Regions from separate parts of the Homo sapiens genome. Here regions 2, 3, 4 and 5 are each linked to region 1. The links are chromatin contacts, found by Hi-C or POLR2A ChIA-PET in ENCODE. All regions are on one chromosome and are shown on one strand. Each heading gives the region's core, a stretch centred on a gene start or an enhancer-like site at or near the end of the contact. The rest is flanking DNA. Distances are from core to core; before and after follow the strand shown.

Region 1 (4,452 bases), core at 1,036-3,535:
CGTTCTATTAAACATCTTGTTTTGTACAAATTCTTCATTTCTAATCCTTTTAACAGCTGCCTGATCCACTGAGCGAAACCACCATGATTTATGCCTCCCTCTATAAAACACTGAGACTGCTTTTATCACTGTATGCAGTCTCATATTTTTTCTTAGAAACAAGCGTTTGTTTGTTGCTCTTTGTTATTCTAATCTAGACTGACAACTATTACCCTACATGCCATTCTCACTTCCCTTCCTCCACCCTTGACTACCTCTTCCCATTTTTAAAAGGGGAGAGGAGTAACCCCTTAAAAATGAAAAATCCAGTATCAATAAAATAACATGAGAAAATAAAATAATTTAGCTATAGATCATCATTGCTACAGTCTCCAACTTCATCATTTCCAACAAAAACTCCTATAATGTGCAACATAGAAATATTTACCCATTGCCTTATCATTTAAATGATGTATGACATTTAGTTAACTGTCTTGAAAGGGACACTTCTAAAGTTTTCAGGTTAAAACATTTTTATGCAAACTTCTGAGTATAGTTACAGAGATATTTTATCTGACAAGGGCAAACATACATTAATCAGAGTTACAGAGTTGTTGTAACTGAAAGGGGCAGTCTTTCAATTATTTTCACACTGAATTTCCCCACATCACAGATTTATTTTGGACTTTGAAAATAAGAGTAATTTATAATGACAAAATAATATAATGTTACTCTGCTTTTTCTTAGAGATATTTTTATTTGTTATGGATAAAGGAAAGATTAGAAAAACTTCAAATATTCTGAAATACTATATTTCTCTCATTGCAAAGATTATTTCCTTTGAAAAAATCATGGAATAATATCAGTGAAAACGAGGATGCAAATACATTATGAAGTTTAAGCTTTCATTAGAATTCAAACCAAAATTACTAATTTTCTCATGTCATACTTAACTTAAAATGCTTCATTAAGCACGGGCGGCCAGGTGCGGTGGCTCACACCTATAATCCCAACACTTTGGGAGGCTGAGGCAGGCGGATCACTTGAGGTCAGGAGTTTGAAACCAGCTTGGCCAACATGGTGAAACCCCATCTCACTAAAAATACAAAAATTCGCCAGGTGCGGTGGTGGGCACCTGTAATCCCAGCTACTCGGGAGGCTGAGGCAGGAGAATTGCTTGAACTCAGGAGGTGGAGGTTGCAGTGAGTCGAGATTGCGCCACTGCACTCCAGCCTGGGCGACAGAGCATGACTCTGTCTCCAAAAAAAAAAAAAAAAAAAGTTTAAAAAATCATTCAATTAATCCAGGAAATAGTATCGATCGTTTTCCAGACACTGTCAGTCACTGGGGATGGAAAGCTGAAGGAGAGCAAGGTCCCTCCCTTCAGGGCATAACTGAGCTGTAGGTAACATGTCATGGAAGTAGAGAAGAGGACACAATCCTAAGATGAAAGATTAAAAACATCAAAGAAGAAGGCATATTTTTGCTAGGATGTGGAATCTGAAGCCTTTTTTGGAGGAGAGACAGAAAGTCAGGGGTTACTGGCATTTCAGTGAGAACTAAGAATATAAACAAAGACAAAAAGTTTGACTGCTTTGACTCACTCAAAACAGGTTACTCAAAACAAGAGAAATGCAAATCAAAACTACACTGAGATAACATTTCTCACCCATCAGATTGGCAAAAATTCAAGTGTGGGAACATGTGCTGCTGGCAAGGCTGTGGAGACACAGATGCTCTCGCACAACACTGAGGGGGATGTAAACAGTGCAACCCCATGGCCCTGTGGCAACAGCTAAAAAGATCCCATGGTATGCTAAGGGTAGGAACAGGAGAGGGATGGGGTAGAGCGGGAGCAATCAGGAATGGCGGTGAAAAGGTAGACTGTGGTTCGACTGCTGAGAGCCACAACGTCATGCTAAGCAGCTTATCCAGCAGGCAATGAGGAGTGAGTCGAGTTTTTTATGAAAAATAAGGACATCAACAGAACTGTATTGCAAAATGATGATTTAAACTCAAATTTGCTTATGATTAAAAGGAATAATAAAACCAACATCTGAGAAAGCACACTCCTCTTCCTTAGGCTGCCATTGAGCCACTGAATAAAGTGACGAGAAGACCAGGGTCCTTCGTTTTTTGGGTGATGAATTTTTCTGCTTTACTTGAATACTAGTTAGTCATACATAAAGCAGTAAGGCAGAGGGGACACTGGAAGTCCAGAATGGGACTGCACACTGGACTGTGCCACCAATGAACACCAAGAATGACCTGGACCGACAGCCCCACACCCCACAGGCTGGGGAACTTCTTTCAGCTCATGAATCATCAGTGGGGAAGCGGGGGGAAGGGGTGCTTTCCTAGAGCATGTGGACAGCAAGTACTGCTAACAAAAATCCTTTTCTAAAAAGAAAACAATCTTGAAGCCACTTGTCATTTCTATGTAAGGATTCATTTAGTAAGACACTCTCTCCTTCACAGGCCCAACTAGAATAAAATCTCACTTCTAGGTCTCTACAATTTTGTTCAATCTAAGTATGCTAGTGAGACAGGCCTCATTACTATAGAGACCTGATCATAATAAAACCCATTCTACACCCTGCATTTCATCCCATCTAAGATGCACTTATAAGATCACTTGTAAGACACACCATTATTTTTTTTTCTACCCCTAAGAAAGAAAAGCACTCAGCCAATTTAACTAACTCAATGACTTAATTAAGCATAATCCTTCGTGACATGTGAATTGGTCACACCAGCCTCTTGATGAACTGAAATTCCTTTCATCTATTCAGGGGAACTTGGCAGTTTGGTCTACCTTCAGATGCAATGCTTTAGTGTGACAATAAATTATTTTGGTTATATCTCAGTAATAAAAAAATACAGCTTCATCTATTTGGGGATATCCTCTTTTTTAAAAAGGCTCTATAAAGCCTCCTTAAAAAAAAAAAGGCTCTAAAAAGCACCTGGTTGTTGCTTTGCAAAATAATATGGAATTCCTCCAATGCTGAATATTTGTTTTACTAACATCCAGTGTATTCCCCTCTATTCTGTCCACACCTTTCTGCATTTATAACAACATTGTCTTTAATGCCAAATCACAGTATACTCTCTTCCGAGAACTTTTTTTTTTTTTTTGAGACGGAGTCTCCCTCTATTGCCAGGCTGGAGTGCAGTGGCATGATCTCGGCTCACTGCAACCTCTGACTCCCAGGTTCAAGCGATTCTCTGGCCTCAGCCTCCCAAGTAGCTGGGACTACAGGCGCACGCACCACGCGCAGCTAATTTTTGTATTTTTAGTAGTGACGGGGTTTCACCATGTTGGCCAGGATAGTCTCGATCTCTTGACTCCATAATCCACCTGCTTCGGCCTCCCAAAGTGCTGGGAGTACAGGCGTGAGCCACTGTGCCTGGCCTCTGAGGACATTTTAAATGACAACACATGTAGTGCCAAAAGTGGATACAACTCAGTTGAAGTGACAACAAATGATCAGCTATGATCAAGTTCACACATGTGCAGGAAATGACAGCCCATCATAACCACTGCCTAACCAACTGCAATTGTGAGGTATCATTGGCTATATATCTCAACATCAGAAATATTAAGATATGAAAAAGTGTCTTCAAATCAATGAAACACTACTAATCCACACCAAAGTACACAGTAGCAAAGGGTTGCTAACGGAGATTATAAAATCTCCTTAATTAGAATACCTATGAAATAACAAATATAGATACACCTGCCAGGCAATGCTTGCCAAACTCTATTCAATGTCCAGGAAAACAAAGTCAGAACATCCAAAAGACATCTCACTTCAAAGTGAGGAGAAAAATCATTTCGCTACATAGCTGGAGAGAATATTTTGTCAAATGCAATCGGAGGACACCTCCAGGCATGAAATATTGTTGTTATTCTTAAAATTAACCAGCAATAGTATAATCCCATTTTTATACAATTGCCACTGCCTCCGTGAATCAAGGGAAATGTGGCATGGTGCCCAATAAAGTGTTATCAACAGTATCTCCTGCATACACTGATTGTAAGAGTGTGTCTACTTTCCTATCTGCTCACTTCTCCCTTTCTCTCCATTCTTTGCTTATTCAGGTTTCTTTTTCTTTTCTTTTTTTTTTTTTTTTTTTTTTTTTTTTTTTGAGATGGAGTCTCACTCTGTCGCCCAGGCTGGAGTGCTGTGGTGCCATCTCGGCTCACTGCAACCTCTGCCTCCTGGGTTCAAGCAATTCTCCTATCTCAGCCTCCTGAGTAGCTGGGACTACAGGCGCCCGCCACCACGCCTGGCTAATTTTTGTATTTTTAGTAGAGACGAGGTTTCACCACGTCGGCCAGGCTGTCTTGAACTCCTGACCTCAGGTGATCCACCCACCTCGGCCTGCTGGGATTACAGGCGTGAGCCACCATGCCCAGCCTCAGGTTTCCTTTTCATAAAGATAGGCATCAAATTAAAAATTCCGTGCAAG
Region 2 (4,540 bases), core at 262-2,761, 130 kb before region 1:
ATAAAAGAATGGTAATAAAAGAACTAGAGGCCTGGGTCATAGATACTAATGGTCTTCTGAAAAAAAGGGGATTTAGAGAAATGAGGAGGCCACATTTGTCATTCCTCACTGGCAGCACATCCCCGCTGCTCCTCCACCATCAAAGGGGCACTTCATTTTGAATGCAAGGCCTGAGAAAACACAGGGCACCCACAAAGTCTGAGGCAGGGATTTCTAACCAAATGTTTAAAACTGATGACTTTTTAGACCTTGATCTCAAATTCAAAAAGACCAAGAGAAAACTAAAGCATCATGAAAAACAGAGGGCTGAGAAAAAATATACTTAACACTGGCTAAGCAAAAGTTTGGCCTTGCCAGGGCAGGCCAAACACACTGTAAAGCTGGAAAGATTCCATGACATCAAATATTCCCCTTTTCATGCCCCTTTCTCTTCCTTTACTATGCTCATTCTACATCTATAGCCCCATCTTGGAGTTAATTAGTTTAATGCATTACTTTTCAACAAGAGTACCAATACTCTAAAAATCTAAGGACCCATTCAGACAGGCTATCAGACAATGTGGTATCTGGATGAGGGAAGGGTTCTTGAGTAATAGGCTGGCTCTGCATATGGGATGCTGATATGGAACTTCTGATTCTGAAATACATGACTTCTTTAGTATACCAAATGCTATTTATCCTTATCAAGACAGTCCTAGATTAATAGGGACTGTGGCTATATAATTCTCTGTTTAGGACTGGCAGATGCTTTAAGACGACAGTGATGATGTTGACTAAATGACCAGAGGTGGCTGTTGTGGCTTACCTCCACTTTGGCCCTATGTTCTTGGGTTTCCAAAAACCCTTGATCAGAGTTTGGCAGTATGACAAGTCATACAGAAAAATTTAAAGACATGACTTCAATACTCATCGAAGTTTGTTATAATTACTGAGGGGAATCTGGGAAGGGTGTGGCTAAATCAATAAAGACCTGTCTGAACTTTTCATGTGTAGAATCAACTATATTTTTTCTAGTTTTTTTTTTTTTAATCTTTCTATCTCTTTGGCTAAGTCTTTAAGCTTAACTTAGTCTTTCTTCTGGGATTTTTTTTTAAGTGCTTCGAGTCTTCGCCTATGACATTTGTCAACACTTTATAATTTTAAGCATGCAAATATCCATCTTCAGGATGATCACCCTCTCAAAAATGATCTTGTAATAAGAACAGACTACTATTAGGCGGCTTTAATATTTTAGGGTCAAGGCCCCAAGGTGAGAGATAAACTATAATATTTGTGCTTTAAAGGTATTTGTCTGAAATAAGAGAACTATCTTTTAAATTAAAAAAAAAACAATAAAAATGAATGCTTAACGATACAAGTGGATCATATTATGGAGGGATTGGTAGCCGAAGAAGTGGGGCCTAAAGTGGCTGACCTCTGTTATCTGGCAAGGGATACAATAGGTTCTTCTGTGCAAAAGAGCTCCTTTTTCTCAATCACATTCTATCTCCTTAGGAAGGTTGATCCTATTTGTCATTTATACATGAGTGTGGATGACAGACTGCTTTAATTGGCTATGTTTTCTAGCCAGAAACTAGAAGCTTGTGTTGATGAGAGGTTTTAAGGTCAATGATTAGAAAGGATCCTTATTCTTCTGTTTGAATTGACTTTCATTTTCAGAATTAGTTAGCCAGAAAAGTTCTGACTTCTCGGAAGAAGTATGAAGCTCAGCTTCTTAGATTACTAATCAAGAAGTCATGTAGTACTCACTCACTCATCATGTTCTCCCAGGGCTACCAGCCACCAATTTTTGTTCAGGGAGCCAAGGTGAGACTTCAGGGCCTTAGCTAAACCTACCATAAATCTTATTGGGCTAAATTACTAGGTAACAGTCTCTTGTCAAACATTCTGCTGCTATTTTTACCATGGAAACTTTTGCTCACTCTGGACAATTGCCTTTAGTGATAATAAAGAATTTGTCTTGCCTAGGGTGAAACAACTCTGTTCCTAGAGACCAAGAGGCTGGGACAGTGTGCAAAGAAATCATCTGTTGGATGAGGAGACACTCTGTGATGCAGTGCACACAATTATCAGGCCCTTCCTTCCCTCCTAGAGGGTAAGCCTATTAAACATATTTAGAAGCTTAGAAAACCCTACTTCTCAGCCGGGCGTAGTGGCTCATGCCTGTAATCCCAGCACTTTGGGAGGCTGAGGCCGGCGGATCACGAGGTCAGGAGATCGGGACCATCCTGGCTAACACAGTGAGACCCCGTCTCTACTAAAAATATACAAAAAAATTAGCTGGGTGTGGTGATGAGCGCCTGTGGTCCCAGCTACTCGGGAGGTTGAGGCAGGAGAATGGCATGAAGCCGGGAGGCAGAGCTTGCAGTGAGCTGAGATGGCACCACTGCGCTCCAACCTGGACGACACAGTGAGACTCTGTCTCAAAAAAAAAAAAAAAGAAAAGAAAACTCTACTTCTCCAAGCTTTAGAGATACATAAATACCCCAGAATAGTGATGCTATTTAGTCATATCAGGAAAACTATGGAAAACGGTATAAAGTATAATATTTAAAAGTCTTTTTCATATGTATATTTCCCAACTGACTATTAATTTATTCTTCTGTTATTAGGGGAAGTAGCAGCAAGGTCAGATGACCCTCCCAAGGAGCCATGGCATGCTATAAGCAAAACTAAGATCAAAATTTAAAGCTTCAGCCTCTGTTATGTGTACAGCTTATAAATTATGGTTTTCTCTCTAAGAACAAGAATCTCAAAGCATGGCTTTCCAAGTTGTTTGGCACTGTGATTCTTCTTTGCTGTTATGTAGGGGAAGGATGGCTTTAGATTGCTTAAACTTTACCTGTCATCCTACTTGAAGAATGGTGGTGGGTGTGGGCATGGAGTGAGCAGGAGACTTTGGACCTACCTGAAAGTAATACCACTTTTTTCGGTATTAAATCTTTTAAAAAAAGGATTAACTTTGCTATAGTTAGCAGTTATCAAACGTTTTTCCATCCCAAACCACTGAAGAATCAGACACATTCTCTTATTAACAGTGAGTCACTACCGCAGTAGTTTTCAGGGTAAGGGGAATGTGGAGCTATTATAATACATGTAACTATTATAATATGAGAGGGTCTACATAATTTGGAAAAAGACCCTCAGGTGACAGTGACCCAATACCATTGTTGGGAATCACCGGTTTAAATAATCAACACTGACAGATTCCTGCTAACAGATAAAGGGTGGTAAAGATGTAATAGGGTGACAGTATCAAAGTCCCCAGATAAGACAAAGTGGGATATCTGTGGGTTGATCAACTCTAAACTTGGAATGTCAATAGAAAGATTTCATTAGTTAGGTAAGAATGAACAGGAAGAGGTTGCATCAGATACCTCTGTGAGTACTGCGATCCCTCATAGGTTTATATATTTTTTGAGTGTAAGCTGAAGGAAGTGAACCCCACTTTAAAGGAGAATGTCTGACTCCATGTTTAGGTCAGCGCCCAGGCTTGGCAAGCCTCCCTCTCTTGTAGAAGCTAATGCTTAGCAACTATTTTAACTCTGCCAAACATAGCTGGTAGCTGCTCAAGAAAAACCTGACATGCAGTTTTTTTTCCAGCTGACAACCCCAGGTAGCAAAGCTCTCCCTCCCTCTGATCACCCGTGGCTACCCACTGCTGCTGCACCACCACTGACCGTGCACAGTGCTGCAGACGGGCCACATAGGAGGCTATCAGCGCATGCTCATCGGCCAAGTGACTGGGTATATCCTGGCTATACTGTAACCTAGGAACAATGGAGGCAAAGACAGCAAGCGTGACACAAACACATACAGAGGGAGAAATGAACATGGATTAAAATGAGCAAACTTCAAAGAAAAATTTAAAAAATAATAAATCATGATAAGGAAAACAATAAAAAACCCACAATGCATAATGGAATATGGTGTTAGATCCTCAGGAATCCATCTCTCAAATCCTTTAAACAAAAGCAGTCCTTCAGGAGTGGCGCTGGCCCACTGACATGACAGCCCTTGGGAAGAACCTGTTGAGTCGGCAGGGGAGCCGCATGTACCACTTTTGTTCGGGTGCTGCGCTCTGTGATGATGCACTTTTTAGAAGATGCCTTCTGGCAAGACAACTGAGGCACAGCCAATCTACTAAATATCACTACATGACCCCCTAGCGCTATGCTTTTATAAGCTTTTGTGTACATCTAAGAATTTTCAGTGTTACTTCATGTTGCCAGTTAAACATTTTTATTTCTATAAGGATACTGCCTTTAGCATCAGTCTATTTCTCCCATAAAACTGGTACCCATCCCAAACTCATTAGAACTGCGCCTAATTATAAGGCAACACTATATACTCTGAGTGAGGCTCTCTCTTATAGATACATGAAAGGTCCTTAAGCACATGGTCTTCTAACTTTTTACTACAGAAATATTAAAACTTGCATAAAATAGAGTAATCTAATGACTACCCCTCAGGTACCCATAGCAAAACTTGAATGAATGTCAACATTTTGTCAATGTTATCTAATCGAATTTTCATTCCT
Region 3 (4,541 bases), core at 1,371-3,870, 230 kb after region 1:
ACTACAAACTGTCGGCCGGGCGCAGTGGCTCACGCCTGTAATCCCAGCACTTTGGGAGGCCAAGGCAGGCGGATCATGAGGTCAGGAGATCGAGACCATCCTGGCTAACACGGTGAAACCCTGACTCTACTAAAAATACCAAAAATTAGCCGGGCGTGATGGCGGGCGCCTGTTGTCCCAGCTACTTGGGAGGCTGAGGCAGGAGAATGGCGTGAACCCAGGAGGCGGAGGTTGCAGTGAGCCAAAATCGTGCCACTGCACTCCAGCCTGGGCGACAGAGCGAGACTCCGTCTCAAAAAATAAAAAATAAAAAAAAAAGAATAACTACAAACTGCCATAATATTTTCCTTGCAAATCTGGATATAATTTTCTTTGAAGGAAACAAAATTTTGAAAAACCTACAAGATATACAGGACACAGTACCATTTAAAACAAAATTTAGGCATGATCTCAGGAAAATACAAAAAGTCAAAGAATCCGGGCAGTTTATTTTTATGAATAATAAAGCAATAGCAGAGAAGCAAAACAGGACACACTACCCATGATGGCTGGAATATATCCTCATGGGAAGGTAGAGCTCCAGAATTCTATAATTAAATAAAAGTGAACGACTTGAAGAAATAAGACATCATCTGCATGGGTGATAAAACCATAGTACTGAGATCAATACCAACTTAAAAGTTCAAGTAAATTCAGTAGGGTAAGTACTAACACCCGAAGCAGCTGTAGTAAGAACCACCTTAAAGATTATGTAACTATCACACAACAAGTCAGCTTCTAATTTTTCTTGTCCATGCTCAAGAGATTGGGGTTGAAGAGGTAGGGGTTCTGTCAAGGAAAGGAACAAGTGCAGTGCTATAATTTTATGCGGTGAGCATGTAAGCAAACATACTAATATGTTTTGTACATAAGGCCCAAAGAACTAAAGTGACTTTGATCATATTGCCAATGGCCCTTTTTAGTTCTCTCTGTAATAAAAGCTAGCAGTAGCTAGTAGGGCTAAGAGAGCAGAAGTCAATCATTGTACTGCTTAGATAAAGCAAATATAGCAATTAATGAAAGGAGTCATCACTGCATGGTAAAGAGCCAGATTTAATGATTCATACCAATCTGAATACAGACCTGACTGTAGCCTGGGCAAGTCACTTTAAACACCCTTAATTTACTCATCTGCAAAATAGAGGTAATACTGCCTACTGTGTAACTCGATTGTACAGATCACAGATAATGTACATACCAAGTATATGTCACAGAGTCAAGATTCAGTAACTACAGCAGTTACTTTACCAACTTACTATCCTACCCTAGTCTGGCAGTGTTCCAGTGTTCCCCATCTCAAGTGATAGGAATCTCACCCTCACATACAACTATTCTCCACTCTGAAGCCAGAGTAACCTTTTAAATATAAATATGATCATACTACCTCCTGTCCAGCTTAAAATTCATCCATATCATAATGTTCTTAGTATAAAGTACAAAATTATCAAAATAATCTGACCTTGACCAAAATAATCTGACCTTGACCATTCTGCTACACACCCTCTCTGCCAGCCTACTCTACCTTTCTTTTCATTTGGTAATTTAAAATTCTTCTGACTACTTGGCCCAACACTTCTGCTTGCAATGATAACCCTCACCTCCTTTTCTCCTAGCAACCTCCAATTCAACTTTTCAGATTTTAGCCTTAATGTCTCTTGCTAAAATAAGCCACTTCTATGTTCTATAAATCCTATACTTCTCTGAAACACATATTTATAACTACATATACTGAAAGGAAAAAATCTGACTCAACTGTAAGCGAGCCAGACTCAGTGATGAGTGATTTTAATGTCTCTGAAAAGTAGAATCTTTCTTCTCTTCTACAATTCAACCCAAAATATCCAGCTCTAAGGCCTGTGAGCAGTCATCTTGCAATTATGATGGATGAGCCTACTGAGAATGGAACAAAATTGAAGGAAGCAGAGCTGAGATACTGATGAAACTGACTGGAGAACTTGGATAAAGTTTTGCCTGTTTTTTTCACTTGCATTAAATGATGAGATTCCTTCAATGTTTAAGCCAGTTTACATCGTGTTTCCTGTCATTTACAGCTGGAAGTATCTTAATAGATACAAAGCACCTACATAAAAGCAATCAAATTTACAGAGATAGGAAAGGGAAAAGAACAACAACACAGGAGAATATTCACAGGTAAACCACTCTCTTCTGTTAACGAGAAAAGATTACCCTTATGCATCAATAATGTATATTACATGATAATGTAAGAGGTAAGATGCTACCCAAATCTGTACAGACTAACCCCAAGTACTCAGATACTCAGAAACATCTAAATTTTTCCTAAATCTTGGCTGGGTGCGGTGGCTCACACCTGTAATCCCAGCACTTTGGAAGACCAAGGTGAGCTGATCACTTGAATCCAAGAGGCGGAGGTTTCAGTGAGCCACTGCACTCCAGCCTGTGCGACAAAGCGAGCCTCCATCTCAAAAAAAAAAAAAAAGTTAATATTTTCCTAAATCTTAAGCGTCAAGGATAAAGAAAGAATCAAACCAGGTTCCAGGCGTTAAAAGCCAAAGTGGCAGCTTGAATTAGTGTTTCCATTTCATCATTCACACCATCGTGTGACCTTGCAGTACGTTACAGTAAGTGAAATATATTTCCCTGCCACAATGATGTTCGTCTTGGCCACAAGGCTTGATTTGATCAATGAAATAAGAGACATGACGGAAGCAGAGGCTAAAATTTGCCTGTTTGGCTGACTCCTGTGATTGACATGAGAGCCAGATTCCAGCAGAAGGAGAGAACAATCCACAGCCTACAACAAAGTCTAGCTAACAATAACTAAGCCCCAGTTAACCTAAAGACATGAGGAAGAAAAAAAGTATTTGTTGTTATAAGCCACTGAAATTTTAAGATTATGCAGCAAAATATTGACCAATAAAGCAAGCACTATATAATGAAGGAAACATTTGCTTTCTTAGCAATACTCACTGCCAAAAGACAGCAAAAAAAGTTCTTAAGAGTATGAATGAAAAATTTTATATCTAGCCTAGATGGCATTCAAACAAAGAGGCAATAGAAAACATTCTTGGCTTGGTGTGGTGGCTCACGCCTGTAATCCCAACACTTTGGGAGGCCGAGGTTGGCGGATCACCTGAGGTCTGATGTTCGAGGCCAGCCTGGCCAACATGGTGAAACCCAGTCTCTACTAAAAATGCAAAAATTATCCAAGCATGGTGGTAGGCATCTGTAATCCCAGCTATTTGGGAGGCTAAGGCATGAGAATTGCTTGAACCCAGGAGACGGAGGTTGCAGTGAGCCAAGATTGCACTGCACTCCAGCCTGGTTGGCAGAGCAAGACTCTGTCTCAAAAAAAAAAATTCTTAAGCCCGCAAGAACTCAGGGAAAAGATCATCCATAAATGTAAAAATTCTAGCTGATGATGAAATCCAGCCAAAAAGAAATGCACCAAAGTAAACAAGGAATGGAGAAACTATTTTTTGGAAAAAAGTGGAATACATTTGCAATTAGGTAACATATAAGAAACGTAAATGTTTTCTACTTTTTTCAACTTTCATTTTTAAAATGACAATACACTTTCAGAATTTTTCTATTTTGTTTTTCCTCAACTTCAGAGATCATTTAGGAATTAATATTACCTCACAGTGAAGAAACTAAAGCCTAGTAACTTTCTTGGTCTCTTCAATTAAATGCAATAAACAATGGTTATTCCTACTTAAAAGTTTTTCAGGATATGTTCTTCAGTGTACATTTTTTTCACTGATTAATTTAATTTGGGTAGGGGGTTATCAGGCATCATTTCTACAAGAAATATTGAAGTAAATAGTCCGGAAATATACAAATAAACTATTAAAACAAGGAAACTTCTGAAAGACAATAGAGCTCTTTTTGAAAATCACTTTGTCACAGGGCATGCTATTAAAAACAAAACAAAAACTAGAACAGCAGGTAAGAGGGGAAATTGCATACAGATGGAAATGAAAGACTTTCACTTAAAAAGACACACTGAATAGCAAGGTACTTGTTCACCAAGTACAAGATGATACACTGACAGAGAGTGAGAACCCCAGATGCCCACAAATACAAAGAAGGGGATGCCTATACATAACATTCAAAGATCAAGAGACAAGCCAAAGATGAAGCTGAGAAAACTAGTGGTTTTAGAATGAGTATATTTAGATCATATCACCAAAACTTTTAATCATTTAAGTTACATGGTAATGATTTTTAGGGGAAAAATTAGCTCTTCACTTAAAACACATTAATATAAAAGCATTTTCAGCATTTTGATGGTAACTTGAAAGTCTGTTACATCAAAGTATATTTTCAAATAGAATTTCAAAGGCTTTGCAAACCTATGATAGAATGGCTCACCTGTTAAAATTTATCTTTCATTTAGAGTATATTTGACCAATGACTTACTATACCTCAAATCCTGTTTAAAAATCCATGCTGGGCCACGCAGTGGCTCACGCCTGTAATTCCAGCACTTTGGGAGGCCAAGACAGGTGGATCACTTGATG
Region 4 (4,292 bases), core at 1,704-4,203, 200 kb before region 1:
CAATGTGCTCTCTAAGGCACCTTCCAAATTACACTACATAATTTTGTTGAAACCATCCTTTCTTACTATGAGACACTGCTGAGGATTCCTATAAGCTTTACATTTTTGTGAAGCTATTTGGTCTCTATGTGCTTTCCACTTAATGGTATTTAATGACCTCTCACCCTAGCACGATGAACGCAGAAGCCACTTATTTTGCATAAACTCTAATAAGTGGCCATGAAGTACAAGTGTAGTTAATTCCCATGGCCCGAAATTCCCTGAGAAATTTCCTCTAAAAGTGGGATTTCTGACATCTGTGGGGAGCTGCATTAGGGAAAGCGCCTTCTAATCACCTGTGAGGTCATCCTGAAGGCTGTCGCCTCTTCTGTTTATGTGTACAGAGCGGGGCCGTGCTTCTGATGGGGGTTGAGAAACAGTGCTAGAATGGAGAGGGTGGCACCATCAAACAAGAGAGGCAGCGTCTGACCTTAACTGACTGGAAAGACGAAGCTGGGCTATACACTCACTTTGGTCTGTATGAAAACAGGCAGACTTGAGAGCAGAGCTGGGGGCTCTGTCCAGTCCCATGACAACCCTAAACATGTGAGCTTTCTCCTACGAAGGGCTGAAAAATACCCAAGGCTTGCCTTCCCTAAGAGTGTTTGAATAAGTGTATGTGTTTGAATCGTCCGTGGAAAAACTGCTTTATCTTTTTATTTAATAATCCTGTTAAGCTACTTCAAGGTATTTAAAAGCACTACATTAGGTGGAAAGAAACAAAAGAGAGCCATCAGTGTGAGTGACCTACAGCGCTTAGGGAGGGAAACCATTAGTTTAACACAAAACATGGAGACCCCACCGCTGTGAAATCGTTAGTGACTCTCTGGCCCCTACGTAACTGGTAGAGTCATGGGGATTCCTGGAGATAGGAGGATACGTGAATGGCCTTTTATTTTCTCTCTCTTTCCTGGGTTTTATGTAAGGTGAAATGCCACGAGGTAAAGGTCTTTGGGAAGTCACTGAATTGGTGAGGTGATGGAGAGACTGAGAAAGAAGTCACAGATGAGCTGAACACAAGGAGCAGAAGAGGCGACAGACTCAGGTCATGAACTTCAGGTGAAATCAGAGCCTGGTCACGGACAAAAGGAGGGAATAGGTTTCAAAAACAAATCAAACAGGAGAGAGCAGAAAGGCAGCAGGGGAAGGTCCAGAGCTTTCCTGGCTGATTCCGCTCCAGACCTCCAGGGAAGTTTCAGAATGAGGTGGTCGGTCAGGCCTAGGGAGAGAGCGGCTGTGGACAAAGTACAGATGGAAGACGAGGTAAGTGAGGAAGGGGCCTGCCTGCACTGAAAGGTCTGAATTTCTCTACATTCAGCTTGCTCCACAAGATGCACTCCTGAGATAGGCCTGAATGTGAAACCGCCCCTACGCGATCCTGTGTGACAGAGGCTCTCTGGGTGGAGACATCCAGTGTGTTCCTAGAAGGCAAAGTTAGGTGATGAAATGGGGTGGTGCAAGCTGGGTGGTGAGGTTCTGCCGGTGCTGGCAAGGAAGTGAGAAGGGCGCGGGCAAGGCAGGGGAGGCCAGGAAGCTGGCTGGGAGCTCTGGGTTTCACCTGAATGGAGCTCCTTCACCAGGGATGACATGGTGTTGGTGATGGAGTCAGCTGCCACCAGCAGGTCATTGCGGAGGTTTCTCCTCGTACCTGAGGAGAGGCAGAGCAGATGGGGATGCCAGGGTGGGTGAGCGTGGAGAAGAGACGGCTGAGCAAATGCCTCAGTTCTGCCAGGCCCGAGAACACAGGTGTGGAACACCTAAGGGGAGATGGGGCCACAGCAGCTCCACCCATTCCCAGGCACACCGGGGGCAGGAGGCACCAGCCCACTGGTCCCTCTCCCTCTGCCCTCTCTACCTAGGGAGCAGCATCCTGTCAACTCCACGCTTTGCCGCCACCACACAATCCAGAGCTGGGTTCCAGAATAAGCATTCCACCGAGGTCTTCCTCAGCCTTGTGGGGGTGGGGCTGTACTCTCCACAACCACCACTACCACCTCCCCTTCTCACCTCCAGCCCCAGCAGGACTTCCCTCTGAATCCCCACCCAACTACTTAATACTGCTGGTCACCAGCTCCCCCGATGACTGTGACAATGGCGTGCATACTGTGCTTTCAGCACGGTCCCAGTTACAGTGCCTGTTACAGTCCCTTCTAGGCCAGGGAATTATTCCATCCAATTCCTCTGGAGGAGACAAAGCCCAAAGGACAAAGCACTTCCAATAATCCAGAAAAAAGGGCAGAGAACCCCAGGAGGCCTGTTCTTGGCACACATAGGAAGCCTGCAGCCCTCCCGCTGGAGACCAGCCCGTCTCATGAGAAGGGGCCAGCACCTGACTTATTTACACTGTCTGTCAAAATCTGATCATTCCAAGCAAAGAGCACAAAACAGAAATGGAAAAAACCTCAGCAGGAATCTTGTCCGTGTTTGCACATCCCTTCAGCTCCCCGCTGAACTCTGCTCCAGAAACTCACCTTGTGCGAAGGCCTCCTGCACGTCTCCCCCGACTCCGCTCAGCGAGTCCTGCGGACAGTGGGTGGGGGTGGAGCCGGCAGACGTGGAGCGCACTGGCATGGGCATTGGCCGGCCGCCTCCATGGGTGGGCGATGTATGTGGTGACCCTGTGGCCTGAGCCTGGAGATTCAAAGACAGAAAATACGTTATCTCAAGTACCTGACCTCTTTGAGGAAGGAAGAAAGTACTTTTTCTCCATCAACCAGAGCCAGCCAGTGGGCCTCAGTTCAGTGGTACAAGATCATACTTGAAAGGAAGGAGTTAGGCTGCTTCCAAGACTGGAGAGAGGAAGAAAAGGAAAAAAGGAAGGGGGCGTGCAGGGCAGAGAGAGAGAACATCCTAAGAACAAGACCAAGAATGGGAGGGAAAGAAGAGGCTGGCACAGAGTGGTGGAGACAGAGTGAGCTGCGTGACTGGGCCAGGGCTCTAGAAGGGCTTGGCTTGCAGGGCAGGAAGTAACATGCAAACAGCTTTCATTTTGTTTGCAAACACATTCATGTACATGTTCTCATTTGGACCCCTCCCCCCGCTGCTGCCGGCAACCTGTGAGTGGAAAGGACATACGTGTGTGTGTGTGTGTGTGTGTGTGTATGTATATATTTATATACGTATATATCTTTTTTGGAGACAGAGTCTTGCTTTGTTGCCCAGGTGGAGTGCAGTGGCACGATCTCAGCTCACTGTAACCTCCGCCTCCCAGGTTCAAGAGATTCTCCTGCTTCAGCCTCCCGAGTAGCTGGGACTACAGGTGTGCGCCACCACGCTGGGCTAATTTTTTGTATTTTTAGTAGATACGGGGTTTCAACACGTTGTCCAGGTTGGTCTTTAACTCCTGAGCTCATGCAATCTGCTCGCCTTCGCCTCCCAAAGTGCTAGGATTACAGGTGTGAGCCACCATACCAAGCCAGGGTATATATTTTTATGTCCATTTTATAGAAGAAGAAGAATGGAAAGAGACGTTGTGTCAGGCCACACAGCTTGCCAGTGGGAGGCATGGGAACAACCCCTTGACTCCAAGGGTGGCAGTGTGCACTCTGCAGGTTGTGACCCCACTTCCTGCAGGGCATGCTCTGAGCATGTGCGGAGCTCGGCTGCAGGCTGCAAGCGGGGCCATGGGGCCAGTCATGCCACATGCACTGCACATGTACAGCAAGGCTGTCCGGGGCCACCCCGCGGGGACGAGGTGAGAAAGGACACATGGTAAACAGAAACCAAGCTTTCCTTGGGAGGCCCTGGTATAGTTGTGGAGAAAGTTTGGAGCAATGGGATAAAATAAATAAAAGGAGAAAACTAATCAAGGGCCGCTCACTGAGATGTGGGCTCTGTAGCTCTTCAGCACAACGGGAACTGAGTGTGGAAGGTGGACTAGGGTTTTCTGTGGAAGCAAAACTGGAAAAAATAGAAGCCAAAGTGTGAGAGTGAATTCAAATGAAGACAGTTATCCTTCTTCTAGCTTTCTCAGCTAGAAACCCCATATACAAACAGAATTGGCCCTGAACAGGTGGACAGGCTGGACGCACGACACCCCACCGCAGTGCTTCAACCGTGTGGCCACCAAACTCAACAGAAATGGATTGTTTTCTGTGGTTCTTACTTTGAATCATTTGTGTGTGTGTGTGTGTGTGTGTGTGTGTGTGTGTGTATGTGTATTTTGAGAAGTTAAAAAAAATACAGAAAACTAAAAAGTACAACATAATTAACCACCCCAAATTGGTAACTTCATATTGTGTCAAATGTATTTC
Region 5 (4,748 bases), core at 926-3,425, 220 kb before region 1:
TCGTGGTCAGAAATCTACATAGCATATGGCATATAGTAGGTGGTCAATAAAAAAAAACTCATCCTGCCCTCCTCTCTCCCCGCCACCTTTCCTTTCTCAAGGGTCCCGAGGGCACCTGGGCTTCCCAAAGCAGAGAGGCCTGTTGGGGGCAGATGCCCACCTGCCCTCCCGCCACCCGTGCCTGTCTGGGCTTCTCCTCCCAGAACAAACCTCTCCTGCAGGGGAGGGCAGGTGGCACCTGAGGGACTGTCCTGAGGGCTACTGAGGGACTCAAGGAAAAAACCCACCTTGAGTCAAGCAAGTCTTCCATGTCTCAGAGGGGATCCTTCCCAGGCCTCCTTTTTTTTTTTTTTTTTGAGATGGAGTCTCAGAGTCTTGCTGTGTCACCCAGGCTGGAGTACAGTGGCGTGATCTCAGCTTACTGTAACCTCCGCCTCCCGGGTTCAAGCGATTCTCCTGCCTCAGCCTCCCGAGTAGCTGGGATTACAGACTGCACCATCATACCCAGCTAATTTTTTTTTTTTTTTGAGACAGAGTCCCACTCTGTCGCCTAGGCTGGAGTGCAGTGGCATGATCTTGGCTTACTGCAACCTCCGCCTCCCGGGTTCAAGCGATTCTCTTGCCTCAGCCTGCCAAGTAGCTGGGACTACGGGCACGTGCCACCACACCCGGGTGATTTTTGTATTTTTAGTAGAGACGGGGGTCTCACCATGTTGGCCAGGCTGGCCTCAAACTCCTTATCTCAGGTGATCCGCCTGCCTTGGCCTCCAACTCTGTGCTGGAGCTACAGATATGAGCCACCGCGTCCGGCCAGGCCGCCTTTTAAATTAGGATCAAGGAGCATGGCCTGAAAAAATGATTGTTTTAGTGCCCCGACCCCACGAGGGAGTGCGGGACTGAGACCCCCATCAGGCCACTGAGCAGGGGAGCCAGGACAGCTTGGCGGTCACACCCCGGAGGTCTGGGTGCAGCGCGGGAAGGCTGGGTCCCTTCTAGGATCTCTGGGCCACTAGTCCAGCTGTGGGGACAGTGTCCGAAGCCCCTGCCCCACTGACTGGGGATCCGGAAAAAGGGTGCCACCTCCCCACCCCAGGCATCTACTTTGCTTAATGGAGGCTGAGCCCAAAGAGATGCCATTGAGCACCTAACACCACTATTGCCACTTTTCTGGCCACTTTTCCACATCAAACTCATTCTTTTGGTCAAGTGGGAATAGAAATCAGGGAAAGTTGTGGGGAAAGTCATTTCAAGTAAACAGATTCAAAAGCGCTCGACAGCCCCTCGGCGGCTCCGCTCCGAATAACCCCACCGCGGTCAGCAGGTTTCGGAGCGGAGTCCGGGTCTCCATCGGCTGCAAAAACCAGCGAAGTGGGCGGCTCCGCCAGGCCGAGGACCCAGTGCAGTCGCCGCATTTCGCTCTTCACCCTCCAGGTGGCGCTAGCGGGGGCGGAGCGCATATTTGTATTTGGGGAGGAGCTTCAGAAATGCTGACTGTTGATTGGCTGGGCTCAGTCTCGCTTTCTTTTCTCCTTCCCGGCAGGGCTAGGGAGGGGACCCAGTCCCGGTGCCTGAGCTGCGCAAGAGGAAACGTGTGTGTGGGAATGGGACAGAGGGGACGGGGTTGGCTCACTTGACACAGAAAGAACATTTGGGGCATGGCCCCTGGGTGTGTTCACTCCTCAAGGACAATCCTGATTTCCTGGTTTTTGTTTTTTTAATAAAGGCAATTTGTTAAGTGTATAATGAACTGTGTTTTCCATTTGTCATTCCTTTATAAGACACCTCATAAATTTACACACCAGGAAAATCCTTGGTGGGACCTGTTGATAATAAAGACATCGTTATTTACAAAAGAACGAAGGTGAGGACCTTCTAGACCTCCCTTTTTCATTTTCTTGGTCTCTGAATGTTGTGTTTGTGTTACCAATATAACGATCTGTGGCTGTATTTTATTTGCACATCTAACAACTGATTGTTAAGCTTCCGCTATCTGGCAGGCATTGGGTGGGGTTTCTCTGAGTCAAGAGTGAGGAAAAAAAGAGGGGGAGCTCGTGGACAGGTAGGACAGGCGGCAGCCAGGATCCAGGCTGTGCACGGGGAACATTGAAGAACGCTGCCACGGCCCCGAAGAAGAAGTGGAGCCACGGGGAGAGGAACGGGGAATTTAGAGGAAGTGGGGCCCGAGGGCAGCGGAGCAGAGCCGCTAGCTCAAAAAGCGCAGTGCTGAAGTCACACTGATGTCACTGCAGAAGCCCAGAGGAGCTAAGGAGAGGTGAGATGTTGGGGGATTCCCTAGGGCAGCTGGAGTGGGCCCCTGGCCTTTTGTCCGGTTGGTGGGGAGGAAAGCATTGGAAAGTATAACTTCCAGAATATTTCCTTCTTGCTCAGGACAGAAAGCCATCTCTGGGGCCAGGCGCGGTGGCTCACGACTGTAATTTTAGCACTTTGGGAGGCTGAGGCGGGTGGATCACGAGGTCAGGAGTTCAAGACCAGCCTGGCCAACATGCTGAAACCCCGTCTCTACTCAAAATATAAAAATTAGCCGGGCATGGTGGCAGGCGCCTGTAATCCCAGCTACTCGGGAGGCTGAGGCAGGAGAATGGCTTGAATCTGGGAGGCAGAGGTTGTGGTGAGCCGATCATACTACTGTACTCCAGCCTGGGAGACAGAGTGAGACTCCGCCGCAAAAAAAAAAAAAAAAAAAAAAAAAAAAAAAAAAAAAAAAAGAAGAAATTTTTGCTAAGTGAATAAGGGAAGCAGATGCTTCTTGATCGGTAGAGAAAGCTCCCTCTAGGAGCCTGCACAGAGCCCAGTATCTCTGGCAAAGAATAAATTGTTCGGAGAGGGCTCTCTTTAGTGTAGGGGAAAGTAGCCCCTTTGCCCCGGGAGAAAACTGTGACAAGACCTTGGCGTTTCAAGGGCTTGAAGAAACTGCTCACCCACTGAGGGGGCAAGCAAGTCACAAGTGTGTGTATACCTGGTGGTGAGAGTGAGGTCTGCGAGGTGGTCCTCCCCATCCTGTCCTGCTCCTTACCTGCCATTCCAAGACCAGCCTCCACCCCAGAAGCAGATTTTCCCATGACTTGAGGGCTACAGCCTGGGCAGAGATTTGGCTCAGGGCCCTGGACTCCACCCCTCGACCTCCTTAAGTGGCCCTTTACATGTCTGGGCAGGGGAGACAAATCAGCGCCCCAAGCCTGAGCACCCGTGCCAGGCCTGGGGAGATCCTCAGCCACCTGGCACCGGGCGTGGGGCTTGGGCCCTGGCAGTACCAGGTTCCCTTGTCCCCATCACTGTAGCCTCTCGCCTATGAGTCCAGGTAGGGTCTGGCCAGTGCGGCTCAGTGTGGCTTGACCCACAGTGCCCAGTGGATGGTGCAGACACTAGTGTCAGAGGAAGAAAGGAAAGCAACCATTATTACTCATTTGCTATGTGCTCAGCCCTGCTCCAGGTCTCTTACACATTTTAATATAATCCTTAGAACAACTAAATAGGTTGGAATTATCTTCATTTTATAGATGCAGAGAATAAGGCAGTGACCTGAGGTCACTCTAGAAAGGAGCAGCGTCAGGATTCAAATGAAGGTGTGCCTGCCCTCCAGAACCCATGCTTTTCCATTGAACCCTATAGCTGTCCAGGAAGGCATGGTCCCCAGGGATCCCAGGAACCCTCAGGTACCTCCCTGAGAAGCAGGGCCCCAGACAGGCCTCCAAGAAACAGGGAGGATGAGACAACTCCAGAGAAGAAGGCAGAACCCTCGCTGGTGAGGACCCTTGGGAGCAAAGACAGGGACAGAAGGAGGAGACTTAGCAAGGGGCCAGCAGGGTGCAGACTCGCAGAAAAAGGAAAGGGAGAAGATTCAAAAGGGCAAATTGAGGCAAGAGGTGACAGATTTAGACCAGGTCTAGGGAGATCATGGAGGAAGCCCGGGGCAGCTGGAGGCACCCCAGCAGGACTGGATGACTTAGGGACCAAGGTTGGAGCAGAGGGCAGGAGTCACACATATAAATGCTCCTGGGAGCTGGGCAGGTCACGTCAATGGGCAGGTGAGCTGAGGGTGGAGCACAGACAGAGCTGAGCAAGAGACAAGCAGGACGTGGGAGTTGGAGCGGGGTTGGGAGCCCTCAGACAATAACCAGAGGCTGGGACACAGGCGCCCAGTCTTTCCCAGGCAGCTGGGTGGGCAGCGGGCACACCAGACAATCATGGGTCCTGGACCCACACCTCAGATCCCCTCTTAGTGACTGTGCAAGCTTTCCCATCCTCGTTAGCCTCTCCAAGTTTTCTCTACAGATGGACACCCTCGGCATCGCCTTAAAACACGTATTCATTAACCACACTAAAAAGCAGTCTTTTCCCCATTCCAGGGCCAGTCTGCACAATCGTTAGGTTCTAACATAAGCTTCATTTCCAGGCCAGCACACCCTCCGGGTCACAATACATTAGTCATTTGCCATTCAGAATTGGCACCCATTGTGTGCCAGCACTGTCTTTTAGCTCCTTCTCCCATGTTTCAGGCTGGTGGGAACTGGCACCCACCGTGTGCCAGCACCCTGTCTTCTAGCTCCTGCTCCCGTGTTTCAGGTTGGTGGGAAGTTTTCAAGTTTCAAGTGTCTGGGGGAAAGTTTATACCTCATTTGGGTGTTCCCGAGCAGGAATACCCTCAGCGGTAACTGGCACAGAGTGAGCTATTGCTTCCTGTGGGCCATGGTGATTGGACTGTCTCCCACCTAGCCAGGAAGTGCCTC

Evidence for each region. A loop is a pair of places that touch in the nucleus more often than their neighbours do. ChIA-PET counts read pairs that join two places held with the same protein, here RNA polymerase II (POLR2A). Pooled maps may share reads with other maps.
Region 2: a pooled map shows a loop between it and region 1 (10-fold over the local background). The contact joins two enhancer-like sites. A Hi-C loop is called at or near these places in 9 of 50 pooled maps. POLR2A ChIA-PET finds 5 or more read pairs at or near these places in 2 of 52 experiments (GM10248 and activated T-cell).
Region 3: a pooled map shows a loop between it and region 1 (6-fold over the local background). The contact joins two enhancer-like sites. A Hi-C loop is called at or near these places in 7 of 50 pooled maps. POLR2A ChIA-PET finds 5 or more read pairs at or near these places in 3 of 52 experiments (OCI-LY7, Panc1 and activated T-cell).
Region 4: a loop to region 1 is called in a pooled map, with 2.0 times the contacts of the local background. The contact joins two enhancer-like sites. A Hi-C loop is called at or near these places in 5 of 50 pooled maps. POLR2A ChIA-PET finds 5 or more read pairs at or near these places in 2 of 52 experiments (HEK293 and WTC11).
Region 5: a loop to region 1 is called in a pooled map, with 4 times the contacts of the local background. The contact joins two enhancer-like sites. A Hi-C loop is called at or near these places in 2 of 37 single-sample maps with no recorded cell type and 7 of 50 pooled maps. POLR2A ChIA-PET finds 5 or more read pairs at or near these places in 7 of 52 experiments (CD8-positive, alpha-beta T cell, Caco-2, OCI-LY7 and 4 more).

What each region holds. Positions count from the first base shown.
Region 1 is chr2:25,585,271-25,589,722 of GRCh38, forward strand. The region is part of intron 6 of DTNB (dystrobrevin beta); the gene reads right to left. Among named protein-coding and RNA genes, the nearest start is that of DTNB, 86 kb to the right of the region's middle. Within about 2 kb of position 2,286, at least 3 of the 41 ENCODE cell types and tissues checked have a DNase peak (open chromatin) inside an H3K27ac peak, as active enhancers do.
Region 2 is chr2:25,451,725-25,456,264 of GRCh38, forward strand. DTNB (dystrobrevin beta) reads right to left here. Exons shown (of 21, transcript NM_021907.5): 11 at 3,681-3,770. Among named protein-coding and RNA genes, the nearest start is that of DTNB-AS1, 33 kb to the left of the region's middle. RefSeq lists an enhancer at 1,469-1,528. Within about 2 kb of position 1,512, at least 2 of the 41 ENCODE cell types and tissues checked have a DNase peak (open chromatin) inside an H3K27ac peak, as active enhancers do.
Region 3 is chr2:25,813,756-25,818,296 of GRCh38, forward strand. The region is part of intron 3 of ASXL2 (ASXL transcriptional regulator 2); the gene reads right to left. Among named protein-coding and RNA genes, the nearest start is that of ASXL2, 62 kb to the right of the region's middle. RefSeq lists an enhancer at 3,875-4,054. Within about 2 kb of position 2,621, at least 2 of the 41 ENCODE cell types and tissues checked have a DNase peak (open chromatin) inside an H3K27ac peak, as active enhancers do.
Region 4 is chr2:25,385,692-25,389,983 of GRCh38, forward strand. DTNB (dystrobrevin beta) reads right to left here. Exons shown (of 21, transcript NM_021907.5): 17 at 2,511-2,670; 18 at 1,598-1,687. Among named protein-coding and RNA genes, the nearest start is that of DTNB-AS1, 33 kb to the right of the region's middle. RefSeq lists an enhancer at 2,726-2,935. Within about 2 kb of position 2,954, at least 2 of the 41 ENCODE cell types and tissues checked have a DNase peak (open chromatin) inside an H3K27ac peak, as active enhancers do.
Region 5 is chr2:25,360,681-25,365,428 of GRCh38, forward strand. No RefSeq gene overlaps it. Among named protein-coding and RNA genes, the nearest start is that of DNMT3A, 21 kb to the left of the region's middle. RefSeq lists enhancers at 1,513-1,592, 1,863-1,962, 2,013-2,062. Within about 2 kb of position 2,176, at least 29 of the 41 ENCODE cell types and tissues checked have a DNase peak (open chromatin) inside an H3K27ac peak, as active enhancers do.